6 separate regions of the Homo sapiens genome follow, and all the other regions are linked to region 5. A link is a loop called in an ENCODE intact Hi-C map of the cell type or tissue named here. Cell type or tissue: CD4-positive, alpha-beta T cell. All regions are shown on one strand.

Region 1 (4,000 bases), 500 kb before region 5:
TCAGTTACAAAACTTGTAGAAATACAAATCCCTTCTTAGAAGCCAGCAAATTCCTGGACTGTGTATGTTTTCCTGTTCCTTTTTGCCTTTGGCCTTTTGCTTGTATAAATCATTCAAGATGGTGAAACTCAGCTCTTTTTACTTCACAAACATAGTCCATTTGCACAAAGCTCATGTAAGGAGAATTTATTAAAGCACTGGTTGTGGGTCATATTATAGACAAAATAAATCACAATATTTGTTTCTCATTTGGACTTGTTTGAACTTTTCAGGTTAGGAATCACTGGCCAAATTTCAAAAGTTATTATAAACTACAGTAATCAAACAGTTTGGTACTGGCATAAAGATAGATGTATAGCTGAATGGAATAGAATTGAGAGTCCACAAATAAACTCATACATCTATGGTCAATTGATTTCTGACAAGTGTGCCAAGACTATTCAATGGGGAAATAATAATAGTTTTTTTTTGTTTTTTTTTTGAGACGGAGTCTCACTCTGTCGCCCAGGCTGAAGTGCAGTGGCGTCATCTAGGCTCACTGCAAGCTCTGCCTCCCGGGTTCACGCCATTCTCCTGCCTCAGCCTCCTGAGTAGCTGGGACTACAGGCGCCCGCCACCACGCCCAGCTAATTTTTTGTATTTTTTTTAGTAGAGACGGGGTTTCACCGTGTTAGCCAGGATGGTCTCGACCTCCTGACCTCGTGATCCGCCCACCTTGGCCTCCCAAAGTGCTGGGATTACAGGCGTGAGCCACTGCGCCCGGCCAATAATAGTGTTTTGTTTGTTTGTTTGTTTGTTTGTTTGTTTTAAACAAATGCTGCTGGTAACAACTAGATAGCTACATAGAAAAGAATAAAGTTGGGCCCCTACTTCACGCCATACACAAAAATTAATTCAAAATGGATGAAAGACGTAAAAGTAAGAAGTAAAACTATAAAACTCTTAGAAGAAAACATAGATGTAGAAGTAGAAACAATCCAAATGTCCATCAACTGATGAATGGATAAACAAAATGTGTTATATACATCCAATAGAATATTATTTGGCCATAAAAAGGAATGACATACTGATACATGCTACAACATGCATAAACCTTGGAAAAGAAACATTTTGCTGAGTGAAAGAAGCCAAAAGACCACATATTATATAATCGTATTTATTTGCCCAGAGTAGGCAGATTCATAGAGACAGAAAGTAGTTTAGTGATTGCCAAGGGCTGGGGACTGGAGAGAATGGAGATCAGCTTTGTAACGGATATGGAGTTTTTTTTGAGGGGTGATGAAAATGTTCTGGAATTATAAAGTGGTGATGGTTGCACAATATTGTGAATATATCAAAAGCCACTGAATTGTACACTTTCAGATGGTTAAAATGGTGAATTTTACCTCACTAAAAAAATGAGTTTAGGAGGTTAATGTAACCTTGGTGAAACCAAGAACCATTTGGCATAATCGTGGATTTTGTTTTTGTTTTTGTTTTTTGAGACAGAGTCTTGCTCTGTCACTCAGGCTGGAGTGCAGTAGCATGATCATGGCTCACTGCAACCTCTGCCTCCCAGGTTCAAGCAATTCTCATGCCTCAGCCACCTGAGTAGCTGGGATTGTAGGCGCACACCACCATGCCCAGCTATTTTTTGTATTTTCAGTAGAGACAAGGTTTCGCCATGTTACTCAGGCTGGTCTCAAACTCCTGGCCTCAAGTGATCCACCCGCCTTGGCCTCCCAAAGTGCTGAAATTACAGGAGTGAGCCACTGCACCCAGCCAATCACGGTATTTAAAAAAATTAATTTAATAAATGTTCAGTGATTATCTTCAACGTGCTAGGTAGTGAATGAAATACATGCTAATAAGATCAAACCGTAACAGTTGCACCCCAAAATCTTGAGTTTAGAGGAAGAAAGGACTATTAAATAATTAAGTTGCATGTGGTAAATGTAACAGAACTGAGTAAAACTTGATCTAAAAGCACAGAAGAAAGTAAGAACAAGTTTGGGGAGGGGGGAGTTGAGAACGCCCTTCTAGAGGGTATATTTGAATTTGATTTTTAAGAACAGTTTGCTGATTGAGTGGAAGAGAAGCTGGAGAGTAGGTCAACAATGTAAAGAACATGTGCAAAGTCAGGAGATGAAAGAACAAGCCTTATTCCAAGAGTGAATCATCATGCATACCTTGAGGACTTGTAAAACCAAGCTCTACCCAGTCCACACCAACCCAGACACAAATCAAAGACTTCCGAACAGACTCCCAACAGGGGGAAAGGATTTTAAGTCTTGTCAGCTCTTACAAAGCTAAGCTAAGCCATCCAAGTCACAGACTACATGCAATGTATTGCCCCCTAGAGTTGGTTATGATGTTAACAAACATCAAATTGGAAATGAAGTTTAAAGTCACTAGATGGCAGTAGCTACAAAGCAGATATTTGTGTTACTTTATCTTTTCAGTATTCTAGCTTCAGGTGTTGACCACATTTTAGGGCTCAAACCTACAGGAGCTGAGAGCCAAGCCTGAGGGGGTATTGGTCAGTTCCTCAGCCAGCATGCATAGGTTACAGCTGATCACCTTTCCAGGTGCTATATCCATCATCACACTTCTTCCAATTAGTACTTTCACCAAGAACCTGCAATGCTAATTCCTGTTTTTGAGTGCAGGGGAACCTCATTTTCAGAGTATTTACTATTGGAGTACCTATAATTATAAGTTGGGAAGCAAAGGTCATCCCAACACGAAATGTTCACTAACAGAACCTTATAAAGCTAGTCTCCACTCACACCTCCCTCTGGCTTAACACTGGCATCTACTCCCACCCACTATTATTGTCAGGTGTTTTTACTGTGATTATTATGCTGACAAATTGCAAGGTGAAACTGCCAATCTCACAAACATGAAGGATTTCACTAAGATAATGAAAGCAATGGAGGAGGACTGATGGAATAATTATTAGAATGCCTCCAAGAAATGAGGGTCTGGCAGAGTTTGATTACAATTGAAGAAGAGAAAATTAACAAAGATGATGACATAATAGAGTCTTCAAAAGGGGATAATTAGAAATTCAAAGGGTTAGGAGAGGTCCTGGAGAAAAGTGAAGTCCTTGATTATTTTGCAAAATTTACCTTCTTTAAAATCTTGATATGAAGGTCAAATGAGAAATGATGGATGCCATATTTTGCCACCTTACAATTTTGTTTTTTAGAAAAAAAGCACACCAAAATGAGTCTTGATTCAACTTCCTGTCCTAAGAATTCGTCTATAGTTGCAATGATAATCAAAAGTGGTTACATGTAAAAGAAAACAAATGTAGTATTATAATTTTTAGTTCTTTTAAAGCTAAAGCTTCAATCCACACTCTCCCTTACCTCCATTATTTGCTGTAAAATGTTGCTTCCCATTTAAGTGGATTCATGTTAAGTAGACTTTTCCCAGGAATAATTATCCTTAAATAGGCTTTTTTAAAATTATTATTATTATACTTTAAGTTTTAGGGTACATGTGCACAACGTGCAGGTTAGTTACATATGTATACATGTGCCATGCTGGTGTGCTGCACCCATTAACTCGTCATTTAACATTAGGTATATCTCCTAATGCTATCCCTCCCCCCTCCCCCCACCCCACAACAGGCCCCGGTGTGTGATGTTTCCCTTCCTGTGTCCATGTGTTCTCATTGTTCAATTCCCACCTATGAGTGAGAACATGTGGTGTTTGGTTTTTTGTCCTTGTGATAGTTTGCTGAGAATGATGGTTTCCAGCTTCATCCATGTCCCTACAAAGGACATGAACTCATCAGTTTTTATGGCTGCATAGTATTCCATGGTGTATATGTGCCACATTTTCTTAATCCAGTCTATCATTGTTGGACATTTGGGTTGGTTCCAAGTCTTTGCTATTGTGAATAGTGTCGCAATAAACATATGTGTGCATGTGTCTTTATAGCAGTATGATTTATAATCCTTTGGGTATATACCCAGTAATGGATGACTGGGTCAAATGGTATTTCTAGTTG
Region 2 (4,000 bases), 790 kb before region 5:
TATCTGACCTTTTATCTGTAGCTATATTCTTAGGAACAAAAGGAAGGCAGTTTATTCTGTGACTCAGCTTCCAGCTTAATCTCTCCCTTTGGCATAGTGAATGAAGGTCCCGAGATTTTATTTTCCTTTTACATTCACATTTAGCAGATTGTACCACTTGGGATTCCCTAATATGAAAAAAGAAAGTGAAAACTTGCCTGTCAGCTGCCAGACTGTGATGTTCCCACACACTGTGACCATGTTTGGAAAAGGCTCAAAGAAGACCACTCCACAACCACAAAACTAAACATCCCCACCTCTGATCGGCATGAGGGATTGCTGCTTCTTTAGCAATGATGACTCTAGCCCACTTCAATCCCCCCAGATAAAATCCACTAAGACACTCAGTCACTGAACTGCCCCTGTTTTTTGACAGTGCCTGATCTAGAACTGCCCCTGCTTCCTGAATCCTCCCTTAGACGTGTCCAGCACAAGCCCCAGCTCCCCATTAAGGACATGCTCCCTGGTTCCTTTGACATGTGTCTTCCCTTGCCGCAGTAAGCTAAACAAACCTAACTTTTAAACTCTAGATGTTCCTCATGGTCTTCAGCCCACAAACTATGAGAAATAATTTCACCCTGATTAATTGACATTAACTTTGGGGGTCAGTCTCCTTGGGCTTTCATAACAAAATACCACAGACTGGGTGGCTTAAACAATAGAAATTTATTTCTCACAGTTCTGGAAGCTGGAAGTCTAAGATCAAGGTGTCAGCAGGCTTGATTTCTCCTGAGGCCTCACTCCTTGGCTTGCAGATGCCGCCTCCTTTCTCTGTGCACATACATCCCTGGTGTCTCTCTCTTCTGATAAGGACACCAGTCCTGTTGGATTAGGGTCCCACTCTTATAACCTCACTTAACCTTAATGACCTCCTTAGAGGCCTCATCCCCAAATATAGTCATATTGTGGGTTAGGGCTTCAAAATATGAATGGGAGTTGGGGGAAACATAATTCAGTCCATATACTTGGATTTTAATTTTTTTCTAAGAATAGTTAAAAGGCCATTCAGGAGAGGAGAGGGACAAGATTGCCCACCAGTTTCAAGTAGAAAAGGGAGTTGTCACTCAGAAATTTTTGCCAAGCAAGTGGAGTAAGAGGGAACCAGGACCAGAAACAGTGCAATGAGTTCTGAAGGGACAGCTGCGCTTCAGCAAAGCTCCAGAGAGCCCAGAAGGAGGCTACTCTGAGAGGCTCCACTAATGAGTGAGGCTCTTCTACCCTCTTGACCCTTTGTACAACTTGGTCCCTCTCCTGGCACATCCTGCCCAGGTGAATGCATCCACCAAGACTCTTAGGAAGAGATTGCTCCTTCTTTGTATCCCCGGAACACAGATTTCTATTACCCTCATTACCCTACTCAGAGCACCATATGAAGTGCTTTACACATGTCACCATTAATCCTCATGCCGACTTTGCCATATAAGTTTACCCTGATTTTTTTTTTTTTTAGATGGAGTCTCACTCATTGCCCAGGCTGGAGTGCAGTGGTGCGATCTCAGCTCACTGCAACCTCCACCTCCCGGGTTCAAGTGATTCTCCTGCCTCAGCCTCCTGAGTAGCTGGGATTACAGATGCACGCCACCATGCCTGGCTAATTTTTGTACTTTTAGTAGAGATGTGTTGGTCAGGCTGGTCTCGAACTCCTGACCTCAGGTGATCCGCCCGCCTCGACCTCCCAAAGTGCTGGGATTACAGGCATGAGCCACTGTGCCCGGCCTGCCCTGATTTTAACAATAAGGAAATTCAGGCTTAGAGAAATATCTCGCCCTAAGCCACACAGCTTGAGAGTAGCAGGGTCAGGATTTGAACCAGGAGAGTGGGATTCCAGGTAATTGTGGGCCGGCTGGCTCATCACAAAACTGTAACCCAAAGGCTTGCCAGATTTGCCTGCACACACCACTTCCTCTGGGGAAATGCAGCTACCACAGATGACTGTCAGCAAAGCCAAGTGTTTTGAGTAAAACCAATGAACCAGAGGGGAGCTCTGAAGCCAAAGGGCTGCCCACCAGGTGGGGCCATCTCTGCTGATTGGCTGCTCCGCCTGCTGCTCCTGGACCTGGGGGTTGCTGGTGAGAGCCAGAGACACCAGGAGGGGGAGACAGAGCTCAGGGGATAGAGGCAAGGCAGCTCACTCCTGTATCTGATGACTGTAGATTACCTTAAGTTTCCTGAGCTACCTGGAAGAGTGGAAGCCAAAGCGAGACCATTAAGGGAAAGGGTAGAGACCCTGCCCTATTCATCTTTGTATCCTTAACAAACAGCCCTGAGCAGAAGGTAGGCAGGCAACATGTGCTTTCTAAATACCTGGCAAGTGAGTGAGCAAGGGTCAGGTTGGAGATGCATTGCTTGTGTACAAAAGTGTGACACATAATAGCGGCAATTACCAATAACTATTAAGCAGTATATGGGGCAAGTGATGGTTCATTTGGGAATAAAGAGGCACTTTTGTTTTAGTCTGCAATGAGCCTTTTAGGACTTCTGCCTCAACATACTGAGGTTTAAAAATAATTCAACCCAAGCTAGGTTCCCAGAGAATGACAGACACATTTTCACATATGAATCACAGATGGATTTCACTTATTTAAAACACACACACACACACACACACACATTAAATCATCTCTCTCACACACACACATACGTGAGCTTTTGAATATGACAACTGTTGCTTAATTCACATCCTAAGTTGCTTCCTTTGGTGAAATGTCACCATCCAGGAATTATAGCCATGTTGCCGAATGTGTGATTTCAACAAACATCAGCTTCTTCCTGGGACCCAGACATACACTTAAGCTATAGAATATGTACTGGCTTCAAGGAAATATACCTCTCAGCCTCTTTTGCATGTGGGTAAAATTAACTCAACATTGTAGATTTACAAAATCTTGATCATTGATCTAAAACACTTTTGAAAGGAGAATACGTGAACCTTCCATTTGACCCATTCAAATTATTGAAATATATACCTCCTTGTGCCCAATTCAGTTTCAAGGATATTCCAAATTTGTCGAAAATAAATGTGCTGAAGGCACTAAAACAATCTGAAGTCCGTTTACCAAGCAGAGTGTCAGAAACTTTGGAGTGAGCATGGCATCTCCATTTGGCTCTTTCTAAATTGAAATGTTACTGCAGGTTCCATCACCAAGTGTATTGACCGAGTGAAATGACTCAGCACTGCTTGCTGGACACCAAACACTCCCTCCTGGCCAAACGGTCACTTGAGGACCTACCACCTGCTCTACCAACTACATCTGCACGACAGTAAACAGCAAAATAAATACCTTCTACAGCCACATATAGATTAGGTCTTCATTACCTTAAACATAGATAAAACTGTGAGTGTGATTTATATAGACAAGAGTCTTTTGGCAGCTAGATCAAGCAGAAATAAATATTGATATTTTGTTTTAGAGTCAAGGAGATTAGAAGCTGGCTCTGAATAAAATACAGATTGTTTTACTTAGCACAGCCATTTTGTTGTTGTTATAAAAGAATAGAGATGGACAAAAGTACCTAAGAAAGGGCTTCTTGCTATAACCACAGGTTGACGGCTGTGCAACACTCTCCAGCCCGGCTTCCCTGTATTCACTTGTAGCCACAACTACAATTTCATACTGTTTAAGTTTTCATTGACAACGGCAGCCAAATATCTGCTTATTTCAGATATTCTGAATGCTAAGAAAGTAGATGGTCAGATGTTTCTTTCACAGCCTTTGCTATGTTTGCATCTTGTACTTTTGAAACAAGTTTCAGTTCAGGTAAAGGATTACTTAATCCTCTAAAGGATGAAAAAGTGTAGCTGAGGTGTCTAAAATTCTTGATTCAAGTTTGTCCAACTGAGAGAGTTTATCAGGAGCTAATTTGGCTCACACTGGACCCAGAATCCCACCCCCCAACTTCATTTGTGGTCCAATTATAGTCTTTTTTTTTTTTTTTTTTTTTGAGACGGAGTCTCGCTCTG
Region 3 (4,000 bases), 680 kb before region 5:
AGAAGCTATATCACCTCTTATGATCTAGTCTCAGAAGTCATGAAAAATCACATCTGTAACCAACATGCCGTTGGTTACAAGTGAGTCACAAGTCTGCCCAGATTGAAAGGAAGGGGGTATTGGACATCACCTTTTGGTAGGGAAGAGGCAAAATTCTAGAACATGCATACATCTTTGGAAAGTGACATCTCCACAGTCAGTCTTCCCCCCACTGAAGTAGCATCTCCATGAAGAACCACGTCTTATTTGATTTTTATTGCATCCCCAGTGCTAGAATGGTACCAGAACACATAGTAAGTGCTAGATTCGTGTTTTAGAGTGAATACATGAAGGATTATCTTTCAAGGAGTCATTCAGACCCAGCTCTTCTCCCTGTAAGTGTATTTCCTGTCCCAGCCCTTGCTTTTGGCCTGATCTGCTCTGGAGAAAGCCCAGTGTTTGTATTGGAGGGTGGGAGTCAAGCCTATTATGGGGGTGGGGATGCGCACATAAAAACAGTTATTGGGGATTAAGAAGTAGGTAGCCAATGAGTTTATGGGGCAGTTTTCTACTGAAAGGGTATTGAAAACCTAGTCTGCTTTTCCCCATTCTTTATTCTGGAAATGTCCAAGTGAGGTGGTTTTGTCCTCCAGGCCATAGTGAGCAGGAAAGTGTCCCAACTTGCAGGGTCTGGGCAAGAGGTGGCCCTGAAGCTGCCCACAAGCCTGTGAAGTTACTCGAAGTCTCCTTGCTTTGTTATTTGTGAAAGACCTTCCATTTGATCTTCCCAAAGTCCTGGTGCACATACACGTTCTCCTCCCGTCTTCCTATTTTCCAAGAGGGGTAGCAGCATCTGCCATTCACCCAAGCCAGAGAAGATAGCCCAGGCTTCTCTCTGCATTACTGCCTCATATCAGTGGGCTTCGGCTTCCCAAGTATGTCTTCCCCTTGCCCCCTGCTTCATTTCCACATTGATTTGTGAGCTCCAACATGTGACTACCATAGCAACAGCCTCCTCATTTCTCTCCCCACCACCAGTGCCACCCCCAAACCATCAGTCCTCCAATCCAGCCTTGCAGCAGTTTCTCACCACCTCTGTCGCCTTAAAATCCACACTTCTTAGGTCATTCAAGGCCCTTCCTGTGCAGCTGTTCCTGTGTTTATGGCCTCCTCCAGGAGGGGAGAATTCTATCCTCTAGGTCCTTTCATGTTCTTTCCAGGCTGTGTCACATCGCTCTGATTTTACCCAGGGCCAACTCACCCATCCGGCACAGGGGGCAACACTGCCTAGGGTCCACAATCCTTTTAGAAGCTCATGAAAATGTTTAACTCATTTTACTATCAGAAGGGAAAAACAAACTTTCAGGCCGAAGAAATTGTTTGAATATATAACATTAACATATTCGGCTTTATACCACCACAGTCGTAAAATATACTTTTAAATATTTTTTTATGGAAAAGGAGCCCATTAAGGCAAAGGTACTTAGGGCCCACAAAAATCATAATGGGGTTCTGGTTTTGGTTATGCTGTCCTTCCCCCCAGCCTGTGGCAGAGCTGCCTAGTTAGATGCCCAGCTAACTTCCGAAGAAAACTCTAGCAGAGGCTTTGCCTGGGAACCCTCAGGAACCACTCCCTGGTCCCAAATCAGGAGCTATGAGGACTGAGGTCCGTGTCCCCAACCCCCACCTGCGTCCCGGAAGGCAGGCACGGGGGTGCCCTGCTGCGGGCCAAGGGGGCGGTACTCGGGTCTCGCTGGCTGCAGCTCGCCCGCCCGCCCTGCCAGCTCCACCCGACCTAATCGGAAAAAGGAAGCTGGCCCTGAGCTGTTCTCTCTCTTCTTCCTCAAAAGCTCCGCCCACCACCCCCTTCCCACCCCCTTCCCACCCCGCGCCTCCCCAGTTACGTTTCTTACGAAAAAGTGCTGCTGAGAATTCCCAGAAAGTCCCGGATATGAAGTCACTCGCGTGAGGTCACCGAGCCTGGTTCCAAGAATCAGAAGCTTGTGGGGGAGAAAGGAAAGCGCAGAAAAAGAAGGAGCAGTGATCGGAGTTGTGGGTGCTGTCGCGGCCAGGGGCGGGAGGCGGGAGGCGGGAAGGGCCCCGCCCCCTCCCCCCTCCGCCCCCTCCCCCCCCCGCCCCCGCTAGATCGGCAGGGTCCCAGGCGTCTCCAATCAGGCCTTGGCCGGTGTGACCCCTGGAAAAGTTCCAAAGGAAACTAGGCTTCACTACCATATTAGAGAAATGCCGACTGAACACAGAAATACCGATCCTTATTGACCAAGATCAAAAAGTCTGATACTGCATGGTGTTGGAGCAGATGGGGAAACAGCAGTGTTTATCCACTGTTGTCAGGGAGAGAGAACTGGCCGGGTCTGCCAGTTTGGAGAACAACTTGGAAATATGATCAGAATTTTAAATGAGCATACCTTTTGACCTAACAATCGCACATCTAGGAACTTATCCTACTGAGAAATACAAGGATAAATGCTTAAGAGAGTTTTCAGCAGCATCATTTGAAATACTGAAGGTTAGAACCCACCTAGATGTCCATCATAGGAAACTAGTCTAAAAAATGCCATGGTACATCCGTACTCTGGAATACTATGTGCTGTGAAAAAGAATGAGGCAGCTGTTTATGAGCCAGCTCTGTGTTCCCCATTACGGTCTTTTTTGTGTATGTGTGTGACAGGGTCTTATTCTGTCTCCTGGGCTGCAGTGCAGTGGTGCAGTCATGGCTCACTTAAGTGATCCTCCCACCTCAGCCTGCCAAGTAGCTGGGACCACCGGTGCACGCCACCATGGCTGGATAATATTTTTCAATTTTTTGTAGAGATGGGGGTCTCACTATGTTGCCCAAGCAGGTCTTAAACTCCTGGGCTCAAGAGATCCACCCCCCTCAGCCTCCCAAAGTGCTGGGATTACAGGCGTGAGTCACCACACCTGGTCTGGTCATTTCTTAAAGGTATATATTCATTCAACAGACATGTTTTGAGCACCTACAAAGTGCACGGCACATTGCAGATACTGGCAATAAAACAGAGGACAAAACAGCTTATGGGGATGGGGGAAAACCAATAAAATGCATCAAGTGGTGATAAGTGCTTTGGAGGAGACTCACTCAGAGCAAGGGGTACAGAAAATGTCAGGGTTGTGCTATGTTAGATTGGGTGGTCAGGGAAGGCCTCTGGGACAAGTTGACTTGGGAGCAGAGACCAGAATGATGGGAGAGAATGTCACCTATCTGCCCGGTGTAGGGCCTAGCCTGTGCCCAGGATTTTACTTGGACATAAAGACCAGCCAGGAGGCCAGCAAAGCTGAAGAGGAGCGGGCAGGGTCACAGTGGTAGGAGGAACAGTAGTGAAAGAGAGGAGGAGGAGGGTCAGGTAGGACTTCCTAGGCTTTTGTGAGGATTTTGGCTTTCATAGCCATTGGAGGGTCTTGCACAAAGAAGTGACATGACTCGACTTAGGTTTTAAAGGATCCCTCTGGCTGCTGAGTGGAGACTACTACAGAGGGGCAAGGGTAGAATCTGAGAGCCCAGGAAGGAGGCTGCTGCAACCATGGGAGATACAGCAGGGCTGGACCAGGGTGGTAGGAGATGTCACGCAGTGATCTGCTTCCGGGTACATTCTGATAGTAGAGCTGATAGGATTTGCTGATAGCCCCAGATGTAAGTATGAGAGAAAGAGGAGTGTGTAACTATAAGCATGGAGTTATCTTTCATCAGGAGAGGGAAGCTGGTGGGAGGAGCAAGATTTTGGGGGACCGGGGTGAAGAATCAGTCTGAACTCACATGGGTTGGGAATTCAGGAGTGATGGAAACATGAGAGCTGTTTGGAATTTGTAGCAGAGAGGGTCCTAGGGAGAGACAGCTGGCACCCTGGAATTGGGAAATTTGAGGAGGGTTTAATAAAAGGAGCCTTTAGAAAAGAGTAGCAGGATGTAGAGAAACCAGGAGGGCAGTGTAGGCCCCCAGGGCTAGTAACAGTGGGGCCTTAACCATCCATAGTTCTGAAGGAGT
Region 4 (4,000 bases), 530 kb before region 5:
TTTTTAAAAATTTTCAAATCAGTTTGAAATTTTCTGTTTTTCTTGCCTCCTCTCTTGCTTTTACAACCTGGAAAAGGTCTTGTGAAATGATAAAGCTTGTTTTTTTTGTTGTTGTTGTTGTTTTCAGATTGTCCCAGTGCTTCGCATGTTTTTGGCTCCATGTTCAATCCATTTGCTGAACACAGTGAAAGTATCCAGTATGTCTTTCCACCGTACCCTAGAGTTGGCATCTTGTTTACCAGAGGGGAGCGGTGAGTGTTTTCATATTTTTTGTTTGTTCAAGAGGAATTAATATATTTTGAAAATATATTTAAAAATGCAACATAATTAGAGCCTTTATTTATAACCACCACTGTCTGTTAGTGATTAATATGTTAATTTGGATATTTTAAAGACAGATTTTTAAAAGAATAGAATAAGACTCATTTAAATAATGCAGAAATGCTAAATAAACTAATTTTTTGAGCAACTGAGTTTATTTTATTGCCCTGCTCCTGACACAGACATCAATCTGTTTTAAACACATCAGTTCTAGAAGTATATTTAGAAGTACAGGGGGAAATGAGCACGTAAGAATCAGTCAGTATTCAGAGATTAATCCACTCCTTTTGTATAACCATTTTTGGTTTTTTTTTGTTTGTTTTTATGTTAGTAAAATGTACTTTTTCTAAGTTTTTCCTTCACTGTAAAATATATCTATCAGTTGGTTAAAGCAGGATGCAAATGTGGTGGGAATTCTGACTTAGCAGGGTTTGGCAAACTTTTTCTGTAAACAAAATAAACTTTTTAATGCAAGCCTATCACGGATATTAATCAGATTCACGGAGAAACTAAGAAGCCGCATAATTTCTTCATAGCCCTTTAATAGTCTTCTTTGAAGAAATAAGGGTGTTATGATATATAATAGACTAGAAGATCATAATTAAATAATTATACAGAAGTAAAGCAAGATTATATAAGTATACATAGAGACTCAGAATGCTTAAAATGTTTAAGTTCAAAGTTGTGTACTATTTTTGTCCTGGCAGAAAGACCTCCATTTTATCTTTCTTTTTCTTTTTCCTTCCTTCTTTGTTTGTTTTTTTTTTGTTTGTTTGTTTTTTGTTTGACAGAATCTCACTCTGTCACCCAGGCTGGAGTGCACTGGTGCAATCTTGGCTCATTGCAACCTCCACCTCCCAGGTTCAAGCTATTCTCCTGCCTCAGCCTCCCAAGTAACTGGGATTATAGTCACATGCCACCACACCCAGCTAATTTTTGTATTTTTAGTAGAGATGGGGTTTCACCGTGTTGGCCAGGCTGGTCTCCAACTTCTGACCTCAAGTGATCCTCCTGCTTTGGCCCGCCAAAGTGTTGGGATTATAGGCAAGCGAGAGCCACCGTGCCTGGCCAAGACCTCGGTTTTAAATACAGTATTTACAATATCCTTTTGAAGTTGTAAGAAGTCATGGTGCTGAATGGTTCATTGTTCAACAGTTCACTTATTTCTGAACACACTGAGAAGAAAACATCCTTCAGTTCTTTTATCTCCTTCTGTCTATATATTTTACGTCCCAATATTAGAGACACATAAACCAGTCCATTTTCCATTTCAAAAATGCTTTGACCTCCATCTAGCTTTCCCACTGGAGGGCAGTAGAGAACCATCCAGGCCATCCTTGATTTGAACTAACTGGCGAATATGACAAGTCAGACTTCAAAATACTTAACACTTAATCCCTACTGATGAAAAGTCATAACCAAAGTATCTTTTCAGGAAACCTATTTTCTCCCATAAAAGTTCTATAATTGATCATGAAAATACATTAAAAGAAATAAAGCAAAATGTGTTTGTAAAGTACTAAGTGGGCAAAATAAAAACAATATAAAAACCATGTCACAAATGTGCTTTGTGTGTGTGTGTGGTAGGATTTTTGTTAGGAGCTGAACTGGCTGAGGCTTCTTAACAATACTAGTCTAAAAACGTGCGCTGGATGTAAATTTTAATCCACAAACTGATGTGTCAAATTGGATGTCGCATTATTAAAAATAAAAATAATTTCAAGCTCTTGGCCAGCTAAAATGATAGAAAACGTAACTTCAGTTACTGTTAAGATTCTTCTGACACTCTAATATACCATAAAGTCACTCATGTATCCCAGGGGTTATATGCCTGGAAGCACCAACAATCCTCAGGCCATAGTGGTTAGGGCTGAGATGCCTTAGGGTGTCAGAAATATGGTCCTGTGGAAGTGGGCGAGCCACTGGTCTTTTCTGCCGTTGAGACTGGGATTTTTTGTTAGGACCGGGAATCCCAGTGCCTAGGGCTGCACTTCCTGAAGAGCTCCAGCCATCACGACCAGGTTCTGTCACCAACCTAGATGTTTTCAGCAGTGGTTACAGGTCTGCCCTCTTTGCAGAGCATCTCCTGCTTTCGCTCACTCCTCCTCTTGCCTCCAAAGAGAATTGGCTTCTCCTCGCCATGCCCCTCCCCACTTAGATTTATAGTTTAAAACTCTTCAGTGAGCTTGAGCTTTCACTAAGGGCAAGACTAGAGATGATCTTTAAGCAGTTTCTGCCTTATGCCCAGGAATATAAACCACTCTTGAGACCAGCAAGCACTGTGGGCTGGCAACCCTCAGCAGATGGTGGAAATGGAAGAAAAATTACACTAAAAACAAAATATACTCTAATGTCTGAACAAATCATCTTGCCACAGAAGCTGGAACTGAAGACAATTCTTTTCCTAGTAATCTCCCTATAGAAAGCACAGGCATTCTTTATGTCTCTAAGCACCTTCAAACTGCATTCAAAATTAGGGTTGTGAATCTGGAATCTTTCTTTGCTAATTGGTTGTACATGAATGCCTGCAGAAGCCTTTGAATGGTAAATATTGTGGGAGGGGCAGTTGCCATGGTGACTGTCCAATGGACCCTTTTTCTTACATTTCAATTAAATCTTCATTGCTGAACTGCTATGAATGAGAAGGTAACAACTCAGTAACATCTGGAAGACAGGAGAAGATGTGAGAGATGCTGTTCCAAATGTAGCTACATTCTAAATGCCCTGAGTTGTACTACGTTTGCCTTGAACCATCTCTTCATGGGTTCCCCTGCCCACTATGTCCTTTCCCACTATGGGAAAATCTGTTTGGAACACACATGACAGTGAGCCAATTTCCCTAATAATACAAGAAGTGTTTACAAGTTAATATGAAAAATACCAAAAGCACAATAGGAAAAAATGGGCAAAAGATATGTACAGGCATCTCATAGTAAAAGAAAATAAGTGGTTTTAAATTGCATAAAAATATATTTAACTTCATTTATAATCAAGAAAATACATATTTATATAGATATAATTTTTTACCTATTACATTGGAAAAGGTTTAAAAGTTTAATAAGGTACTGTGTTCAGAGGATGTGGAAAAACCATCTTTTTTTACACTTAGATTGGGAGGGTAAATTGGTATAACCCCTTCAGAGAGTGACTTAGCTCTTTTTCTAGAAATTTACCTACCGGTATATTAACAGTTGACTTAAAAACACAGGTAAAGGGATATTTATTAAAGCATTATTGAAGTAAATGACCATGACAGATTAAATGAATTGTTGATACATCCATAAAGATGCATCCAGACAGTTACTGATACTGCCACGCATAGGCAGTTACTAATGGCTTGAATATGACTTGTCCCCTATAAAACTCATGTTGCAATTTGATTCCCAATGTAATGATGTTGAAAAGTCGTGGGAACTTTATGAAGTGTTTGGGTCATGAGGGCTTTGCCTTCATGAAGACATTAATGCTGCTCTCATGGGACTGGGTTAGTTCTCGATGGGGAGTTCTTGCTCCAACGGGACTGGATTAGTTACCATGAGAGCAGATTGTTATAACACAAGGCCACCCCTCATGTTTTGTCTTTTTTGCACACTCTTGCTCTCTTGCCATGTGATGCCATTTGCCAAGTTATGATGCAGTACAAAGCTCTTGCCAGAAGCTGTCATCATGCCCTTGCACT
Region 5 (4,000 bases):
CAACTCAAAGTGTCACTGGGGTAGAGATCCTCTACTCTGGTCACACATAGGTCCCCAAGGGTTACCACAGTGCCAGACACATAGCAGGCACATAAATATTTGTTAAGGTAAAACTGAATGGTGCTCATTGCTGTAATATTTATGACAGAGCCTCCCAACTAGTGTGTCAAGATATGGGTATTTTCAGCCCTGAGACAGCTGGAAAGGGTCTGGCTTTCTGGCTGCCAGGCAGGGTTGATTTAACCAGTAAGTTATATAAATATAATTTTCTACATGTGCTATGATATGAAAAAGGTTGAGAATATTAATAATCATCCCTGTTTTAAATTTGGAGACATCTTTCATAAATACTGTTACTTCAGTTTTTTTATCCAACCACCTACCCATTATCTTGCTTTTGGAAATATGTTCAAGAACCCATCTAGGCACCCGCTTTGCCTGATCATAAGACAAAGCGTGATTAGTGTAACACCTTGCCTCTGTTCCAGTTAAAGGGAATCCAAATTGTTCCAAGACAGCCTTTTCTGCAGATCCTAAAAATGAAAAAAAAAAAAAAAGGGGGGGCAGAGACAAAAAAAACACACACACACAATTAGTGGCTCTTAATAATGAAAGATTATAAGGAAAAGGAGAGCGGTGTGATTTACAAAGGACTGGCTCAGAAGTCTAATCAACCAGAAAATCTCATTTTTGCAATTACTTATGAGATGAAGAAAACAGACAGTAGGCAAAGTACTGATTTGCCTATAATCAGTGAATAAAATGCAGCTACTGCATTAACTTTTGAATAAAGACTTGATCTTATTAGTCTTTCACATCAAATTTCCAAATCATCTCTGAAGCACTGATATGTGTGCTGTTGCAAGATGACAGTAAAACTGGTACTGTTTTTCCTAGTGGGAGAAACCAAGCACACATTCAGCAGTGAGTCAGTTTCGAGATAATCCTCCCCGATGCCTTCTCAAATCCTCAACCCCCCAAGGGGGTAGTTCTCTTGCTAGATGCCAAGTATCCAAAGGAGCAAGTTAAATTAGCACATCCGCAAAGTACAAGAAATGAGCTCGTGTTAATTTTTTTTTTTTTTTTGTCAAATATAAGGTACCCATTGCAACATGAGTTTTTATACACTTTGGAGGGATAGCAGGTATTCTTCAACTGAACAATGACGAAAGAAGGGCAGTTAACTCATCTACTAAAATTATGTATTAATTTATTCCTTCATTCATACTTACTGAATGCCAATTATGTACCAGGTACTGTGCTGGTTAGATGATGGAGACCAAAACAGACATAGTCTCAAGTCTTATGGAGCTAACAATCTTAGTAGAGAACACAGACATTAAAACATAGATATCGCGATGAGTAACTGGGGGGAAGAAAGTCGGGCGGCGGGGGTGGTTCTGTGCAGAAAACGAAGATGCCCGGGGGAAGGAAGGACATGAGGGAAGCTGGCGAGACGCGAGGTGGGGAAGGGAGGCCGAGCCGGGAGAATAAAGGTCAGAAACCAAGGGCCAGGCTAGGGGCCCAGCAAACGGTGAAGGCTGTCCGTCAAGGACTGCCATTCACACTCCAGGTAGGAGTCGGAGCCCGAAATCTGGGCCAGCGAAGGGAGGACGGGCCCACAGACTTACCATCCGGCTGCTTCCCTGTCAACGCTCCCTCAGCGCCCTGACTCCGGAAGAACTGCAGGGCCGCGAGCCCAGCTCCCGCAGCGCCCACTACAGCCCCAGCCACGAAGCCGCTCAGAAAACGACGGGAACCCCGGAGGCGGGAAGCGATACTCTTGATAGCCATCTTGCCCGAGGTACCGGCCTTTTACCACGGCGCATGCGCGCGCATGCCGGCCCCCGCCATCCCCCCGTCACCCCACGCCTCACCGCCCGCCAAGCTGAGGGCCTCGCACGCCCCCTGGTGACAAACCGGGATGCCTAGCGCATCCCCGCTTCATCCCTGGTCCACTGGACGGGGCGATGGATGGGGAATATGATGTCTAGAGGGCTTAGTGGTATGCTATATATAGTCATGAGAAGAAAATACCTTTAGTCTCATTTAATAGGTGAGTAAACACTTGCGCATGGTTACACTAAGGTCTCCAGAGCCGATATTCCAACTCAGGTCTATTTATTTATTTAGCGACAGGGTCTCTGTTACCCAGGCTGCAGTACAGTGGAATGATCATAGCTTACTGCGATCTCGAACTCGTGGGCTCAAGCGATCCTCCTGCCTCAGCCTCCTGAGTAGCTGGGACTACAGGCACGTGCCACATTGCCCGGCTAAATTTTTGGCGGGAGTGGGGGAGCGGTAAAGAAGGGGGTCTCCTTATGTTGCCCAGGCTGGTATCCAACTTCTGGCCTCAAGCAATCTTCCCGCCTCGGCCTCCCAAAGTGCTGTAAGTCCAGGTGTGTGTCACTGTCCCCAACCTTCTCTTTTAAATTGGAATAATAATACTTAGACCATAGCGTTCTTGTGAGGATTAAAGGAGATGACACATGTAAAATGTTTAGGGAAGTACCAGGGGCATGTCACTAAGTGCTCTATAAATGTTAGAAATGTTTGAGTCATCTCTACTCTTTGTCTTGATAGAATATAAAATCCAGATTGCTGAACGCCTGCTGGCAAAGAAAGGATAGATTTCATGGACTACCACTCACAAACAAATGAGTCTTCATTTTGCAGCATGATCTCTAGCATTCCGTGTGGACTTAGTTCTTAGCAGAAACTTCAAGTTTCCTATTTCTTAGATAACTGGTAGGAATAACTTTCATCTGATCCCACTGATGATTCACTGACCAGGAGGCCACTTCTAACAACCTACTGAAGTGTGCACATTATTTTGACAGCCTCAAATGGGAGGCTACCCCCTTGCCAGGAATACCTCTTCTGAAGGACCCTGACTGGTTAAGCTACATCAACCAGAGTCCTTCCTAGGGATTTTCGATCTAGTAGTCTCTCTGGGTAGCAAAGCTGTGACGTAAAACTCACAGGCGCAGTGGCTCATGCCTGCAATCCCAGCACTTCGGGAGGCCAAGACTGGAGGATCACCTGAGGTCAGGAATTTGAGACCAGCCTGGCCAACATGGTGAAACCCCGTCTCTACTAACAATACAAAAATCAACCAGGTGTGGTGGCGCGTGCCTGTAATCCCAGCTACTCGAAAGGCTGAGGCAGAATTGCTTGAACCCAGGAGACGGAGGTTGCAGTGAGCTGAGATCGTGCCACTGCACTCCAATCTGGGCAATAGAGCAAGACTCTGTCTAAAAAAAAAAAAAAAAGCTCTGGCACTGTCTACAGCCTTGTTTCCTGCTAAGAAGTCAAAGGAGCAGATGCATCTGGTCTTGCTCTGAGCAATAATGGAAGAAATACCAGGACACAGGTGGAGGCCTGCAATGTTATGACCCCAACTCCCACAGGCTCCTGAAGCCCACATACATCCTGCCTTTCTGAAGTCTTGGCTAGTCATTTCCCCCAGAATCCTTTCAGTGAAACCCCCTTTTTTGTCTAATGGCTTCTGTCACCTGCAACCAAGAATCCTAACAAATACAACCAGACAACACTGGTATCTGTAGGCTTCAAGGCTACTTCAGCAGCTTTCCCCAGAATTTACTAAATACACAATCACTGAGGTACTGTATTTCTTAAGGCCCTTGTAAGTGCCAGACACTGTGCTAAATACTAGAGAGATAAATATTAGATGGCTTTTCCTAATCCAGATCCTCTACTTCTGAACAAGTGTAACCCCACTTTTGGTCCCAAGAGGTCAAGAACTGGAAGGGTTGCCTGCCTCAGGGTAGGAAAACTCCCTCTGGGCCTGTTTGCCCACCTGTAAAATTGGAATTGGGCCAGTGATTTGTAAACTTTAATCAAGGTTCCTAGGTGTTCCATAGGGATACCTGAGACTTAAAGGAAGGGATGGGAGGGTAAGTGAAATGGTCCCTTGGCCCTCTTCTACTTGCTCATTCAGACAAGCCTGGTTTTATAAACCAACTTCTGTGTCAAATTT
Region 6 (4,000 bases), 160 kb before region 5:
AATGTATAAAAATAAAACTCTGGTGGAAACCCAATGCCCAACCACAGTTCCCATCCAGTGAGAGTCTCCAGCTCTGAACACAGCTCACTAGCTCCTCTGTAACCAACGTCACCCTCCCCTCCACCCTCAGCCCCATTCCTGTCCCTGCCTGCTTGCTCATTACAGCATGCAGCCTGCCCAGAGCCTACCCACCTCCTTCTAAGCCTAGTTCCTGTGGCCACACTGGGTGCTCCACAGTCCTCTTGGTGCTGCTTGGTCCTAATCCAAGAGAGAAAATCGCAAATGCCGGCAGAGCCAGGCAGGTAATTTAATAAACATAACACAACACGGAATGGTGGGGATCAAAAGGACCCGGTGAGTGCATGTCTCAGACAAAGATATTCACATTGCTATAAACTATTTGACACACTTTACCTGCACACCATTCTCCCTGCCCCCAAAAATACATCTGTGGGATGAATTCAGGCACCAGGATTCTGGATCTGCAGCCTCTAAATCTCTCACCCTGACCCTCTTACATAACTACACCACTGCACTGATGTGAAGTATGACAAAACACAGGACAACCATTGCACCTTTATGAAGGTGGCAGAACTCAGGGTGATCACATGTCCCCAGTGGAATGCAATGGAACATGGGGAAGCAGATCACCCCATGTGGACTTGAGAATATGCTTTGAATAGAATATGCTTGGAGCAGATTCAGCTGCCAGAAAGGCCAGCTGAGTGAAAGGGATAATGCCCAGGAGACCCCCCCTCCCCGGCCACAACAGTCTGGTGCTTCTTACCCTACAAAGCTCAGACCTGGGAAGGCTGTATAATGTATAGAATCAATGGTTGGCTCTTTTTCTTATGGCTTCCATATTGCGTGCACCAACAACACCCCTCACTCCACATGTACAACCAAGGGAAGAGAGCATGCTGCAGTGAGTTGCCCAGAGCCCCTCTTAGGATGGAATTCCTCCCTCTAGCTCCTCCTCCAGCTGGAGGTTGTTCCTCCAGCTGCCAGGAGCGTGGCTGTTGATGGCTCTCAGATGTGCCCCTCTCTGGACATTGCCCTTGCCTCATGGGAGCTGCTCACCCAAGGTTATGGCCTCTCATCAGAAGCAGGCCACTGCCAATGACTGGTTGAAGTGGAGGTAGACAAGCTTGCTCATACCTCTCTGGCCTAAAATTGGGACAACTCCAAGGGGTCACCCCAACTCCTGGTCATCCCAGCTTCCAGGAGGCTTGGCTGAGGCGTTGGTTGCAACCACATTAGAGTTCAACTTCCTCTGCCCAATCCTGCTTCCCTCACATCCTTACAAATATTATTTTCAAGTGAACTCCAAAGAAACTTCCTGAGTGCAAATCTCCATTTTAGAGTCTGTTTTTAGGGTTTTTAGGGAGCCCAATCAAAAGCAAAGGATGAATAGGCTTTAGATAGTATGACTGTCAAATTCAATCTGTAAAATATTTATTTTTAAAACATCTTCCCATACTATTTCATTTGCTCCTCTTAACAACTCAGCTAGGTAAGTATAGAATTATCTCATTTTATATATGAGTAAAGTAAGACCCAGAAGCGTTATGTGTTTAATACAAGGTCACATGGGCTATAAGTGAAGAATCCTATCAAGGCTTCTGGCCCTCCAAGCCCTGCTCCCTAGTCACTACAATGGCCAGAGCTGATGGGTGAGGGACTGCATTTTGTAGCAAGGAGATGAGACGGGTGGAGGCAGGGGCCGATGCCATGCACCGTCATGCTTCACACAACCTGGAGTACGATGCACATTCCTACTCATCAGAGATTTCTATTTTCTCTCAACTTTCCAGCAGATGGCAGTCAAGTGTCTTGAGGAAGGGGCGGCTCATCCTCATTTGCAGATTTGCAGGCAGGCATTATTTGAGCTAGTGGGGCCACTGGCAGAGGCGAGGGCATGTGTGTCTGACTTGGGCTGAGGGTACATGTAAGAGACAGCAGGTGCTTCCCACATGGGAATGGTCCCTCAATTAAGAGCATTACCCTGTCCATTGTCTAGGTATAAAGGCAGGATTGGGTCACCAGCCCTTTGGCAGCAGATCATGGCCTTGACCATGAATACATTTATTTTTTTTCTCTGCCCCTTCTAAGATAGAGGGTCTCAACTGCTCATGCCTTCAAAATAAAGCAAGAATGCTCACAACCCATGAGGGTAGTATCTGATTACTACTTAAAAATACCTGGGGTAGAAACTGAAATGGAGGACTTTCTTCAAAATATAGTGGAAGACATCTATTGAAACGTCACTAAAATGACAGTGAAATAATTTTTTTTTGTTTGTTTGTTTTGAGACAGAGTCTCATTCTGTCACCCAGGCTGGAGTGCAGTGGCACGATCTCGGCTCACTGCAACTTCTGCCTCCCAGATTCAAGTGATTGTCCTGCCTCAGCTTCCCGAGTAGCTGGGATTCCAGGCACCTACCACCACACCTGGCTAATTTTTGTATTTTTAGTAGAGACGGGTTTCACCATATTGGCTAGGCTGGTCTCGAACTCCTGACCTCAGGTGATCCGCCCGCCTCGGCCTCCCAAAGTGCTGGGATTACAAGCATGAGCCACAGTCCCCAGCCGACAGTGAAATAATTGTAAAAGGACAAAATGTACAGAAGAGGGGCCAACAGCGGATATGATGACAACTTCCTGCAAGTTTGAGCCATAACTGCCAGAGCAGAGTGTGTCTGCAGAGGGAAAGCTGGCAAAAGAAAGCAAGGGATAGCCACTCTCTTCAAAACCCTGGAAAGTTCTCAGGACTCCAGGCATTGGGTACCTTCAAAAATGGGGAGGAAGAGTGAGGTTAAAAACACCAGAGCTAGTAAATAGTTTGTATTTGGAGTAACTGAGCTACCAGGCCCCTCCTCACCCAACACAATCTGGCTGCGGGTGGCAGAGAATCCTGTCTTATTTGTTTAAACAAAGAGTGAAAGAGAAGGCCAGGCGCGGTGGCTCACGCCTGTAATCCCAGCACTTTGGGAGGCTGAGGCAGTTGGATCACGAGGTCAGGAGTTAGAGACCAGCCTGGCCAACACACTAAACCCTGTCTTTACTAAAAATCCAAAAATTAGCTGGGCATGGTGGCACGTGCCTGTAATCCCAGCTACTCAGGAGACTGAGGCAGGAGAATTGCTTGAACCTGGGAGGCAGAGGTTGCAGTGAGCCGAGATCGCGCCACTGCACTCCAGCCTGGGCGACAGAGCAAGACTCGTCTCAAAAAAAAGAGCATGAAAGAGAAGTACAAAGGTATTAGTTCTATGGTTCACTGTCATCAAGGCCAATGTTTCTGCAAATCTCCCAGCCTTACCTTCAAGGCTGAGAGAGGTTTTGTAAGCGCCAAGCATTATGTCCTCATTCAAGGCAGGGAGAATCAAGAAGAGGAAGACAGTAGAGCCAGCAGCTCTTGTCCTCTTTTACCAGGAAAACAAATGCTCTCTCAGAAACTGCCCTTCCCTAGCAGAAGTTTGCTTCTGACCCTTGGCCCTCATTAAGTTACATGGCCGCCACTGGGTATAGGAAAAACTGGAAAGGCAAATACTGTTTGCCTCTTACAGCCTTCATGGAAGAGGCAGGCAAGGAGAAAGAGGGGTGGGGATGAATGCGGAGCAGGCAGAGTTTCTTGACAAGTGGGCAGTATAGATGGTAATGTCAGTGCCCAGTATCAGAGATGTTTTCTCTTGGGCTGGTCAGTGTCTCAATGTGAAATTCCCCAGCCCCCTGCCTAGTGGGAAGTGCACATAAGAGTCAGAGTTCCAGCGCCCAGCAGAAGGAGGAAACCAGGGTTCTCACTAGACCCTCTTACTTTCAGTAAGGCTCCTCAAGCCTGCCTCCACTGTGCCAGATGCCCTCCATCTAGAGCTCACAGATAGCCATCTGCATGAGGCAGGACCAGCCTCTGCTGGGGAGGGCTGGGCAAGGCGTTTCTGGGTCTGCTGGCTTTTGTGTGGCCTTTCCCCCAGGCCTCCTGTTCTCAGCCCCAACCTGCACCT

The links. Peaks named below come from ENCODE experiments on the same cell type or tissue, not always from the same donor. Only the 100,000 strongest peaks of a DNase experiment are listed, where the experiment ranks them.
Region 1: it touches region 5 in a loop (20-fold over the local background); 10 of 110 quality-filtered maps call a loop at or near these places.
Region 2: a loop joins it to region 5, with 3 times the contacts of the local background. A loop is called at or near these places in 5 of 110 quality-filtered maps.
Region 3: a loop joins it to region 5, with 3 times the contacts of the local background. A loop is called at or near these places in 2 of 110 quality-filtered maps.
Region 4: a loop joins it to region 5, with 3 times the contacts of the local background. A loop is called at or near these places in 6 of 110 quality-filtered maps.
Region 6: a loop joins it to region 5, with 8 times the contacts of the local background. A loop is called at or near these places in 54 of 110 quality-filtered maps.

What each region holds. Positions count from the first base shown.
Region 1 is chr3:38,998,518-39,002,517 of GRCh38, reverse strand. The region is part of intron 2 of SCN11A (sodium voltage-gated channel alpha subunit 11); the gene reads left to right. Among named protein-coding and RNA genes, the nearest start is that of SCN11A, 51 kb to the left of the region's middle. In CD4-positive, alpha-beta T cell, CTCF peaks have their summits at 2,159 and 2,366; a DNase peak (open chromatin) is centred at 2,347.
Region 2 is chr3:39,286,639-39,290,638 of GRCh38, reverse strand. It overlaps a transcript of CX3CR1 not described here and the pseudogene ADAD1P1. Among named protein-coding and RNA genes, the nearest start is that of CX3CR1, 8.6 kb to the right of the region's middle. In CD4-positive, alpha-beta T cell, CTCF peaks have their summits at 1,909 and 2,112 (motif pointing right); a DNase peak (open chromatin) is centred at 2,098.
Region 3 is chr3:39,175,821-39,179,820 of GRCh38, reverse strand. It overlaps LOC105377035 (a long non-coding RNA gene), which reads right to left and starts at 2,072. Exons shown (of 2, transcript XR_940740.3): 1 at 1,893-2,072. In CD4-positive, alpha-beta T cell, no CTCF peak of the experiment used is centred here; a DNase peak (open chromatin) is centred at 1,790; H3K4me3 peaks cover 1,313 bases; H3K27ac peaks cover 1,918 bases.
Region 4 is chr3:39,028,631-39,032,630 of GRCh38, reverse strand. SCN11A (sodium voltage-gated channel alpha subunit 11) reads left to right here. Exons shown (of 30, transcript NM_001349253.2): 2 at 128-251. Among named protein-coding and RNA genes, the nearest start is that of SCN11A, 21 kb to the left of the region's middle. In CD4-positive, alpha-beta T cell, CTCF peaks have their summits at 1,422 and 1,627 (motif pointing right); a DNase peak (open chromatin) is centred at 1,630; H3K27me3 peaks cover 286 bases.
Region 5 is chr3:38,494,162-38,498,161 of GRCh38, reverse strand. It overlaps EXOG (exo/endonuclease G), which reads right to left and starts at 1,822. Exons shown (of 6, transcript NM_005107.4): 1 at 1,632-1,822; 2 at 384-533. The coding sequence starts at 1,794. RefSeq lists enhancers at 1,494-1,563, 1,624-1,673. In CD4-positive, alpha-beta T cell, CTCF peaks have their summits at 1,734 and 1,934 (motif pointing left); a DNase peak (open chromatin) is centred at 1,841; H3K4me3 peaks cover 1,313 bases; H3K27ac peaks cover 431 bases.
Region 6 is chr3:38,653,726-38,657,725 of GRCh38, reverse strand. No RefSeq gene overlaps it. Among named protein-coding and RNA genes, the nearest start is that of SCN5A, 6.0 kb to the right of the region's middle. In CD4-positive, alpha-beta T cell, a CTCF peak has its summit at 1,837 (motif pointing right); a DNase peak (open chromatin) is centred at 1,835; H3K27me3 peaks cover 466 bases.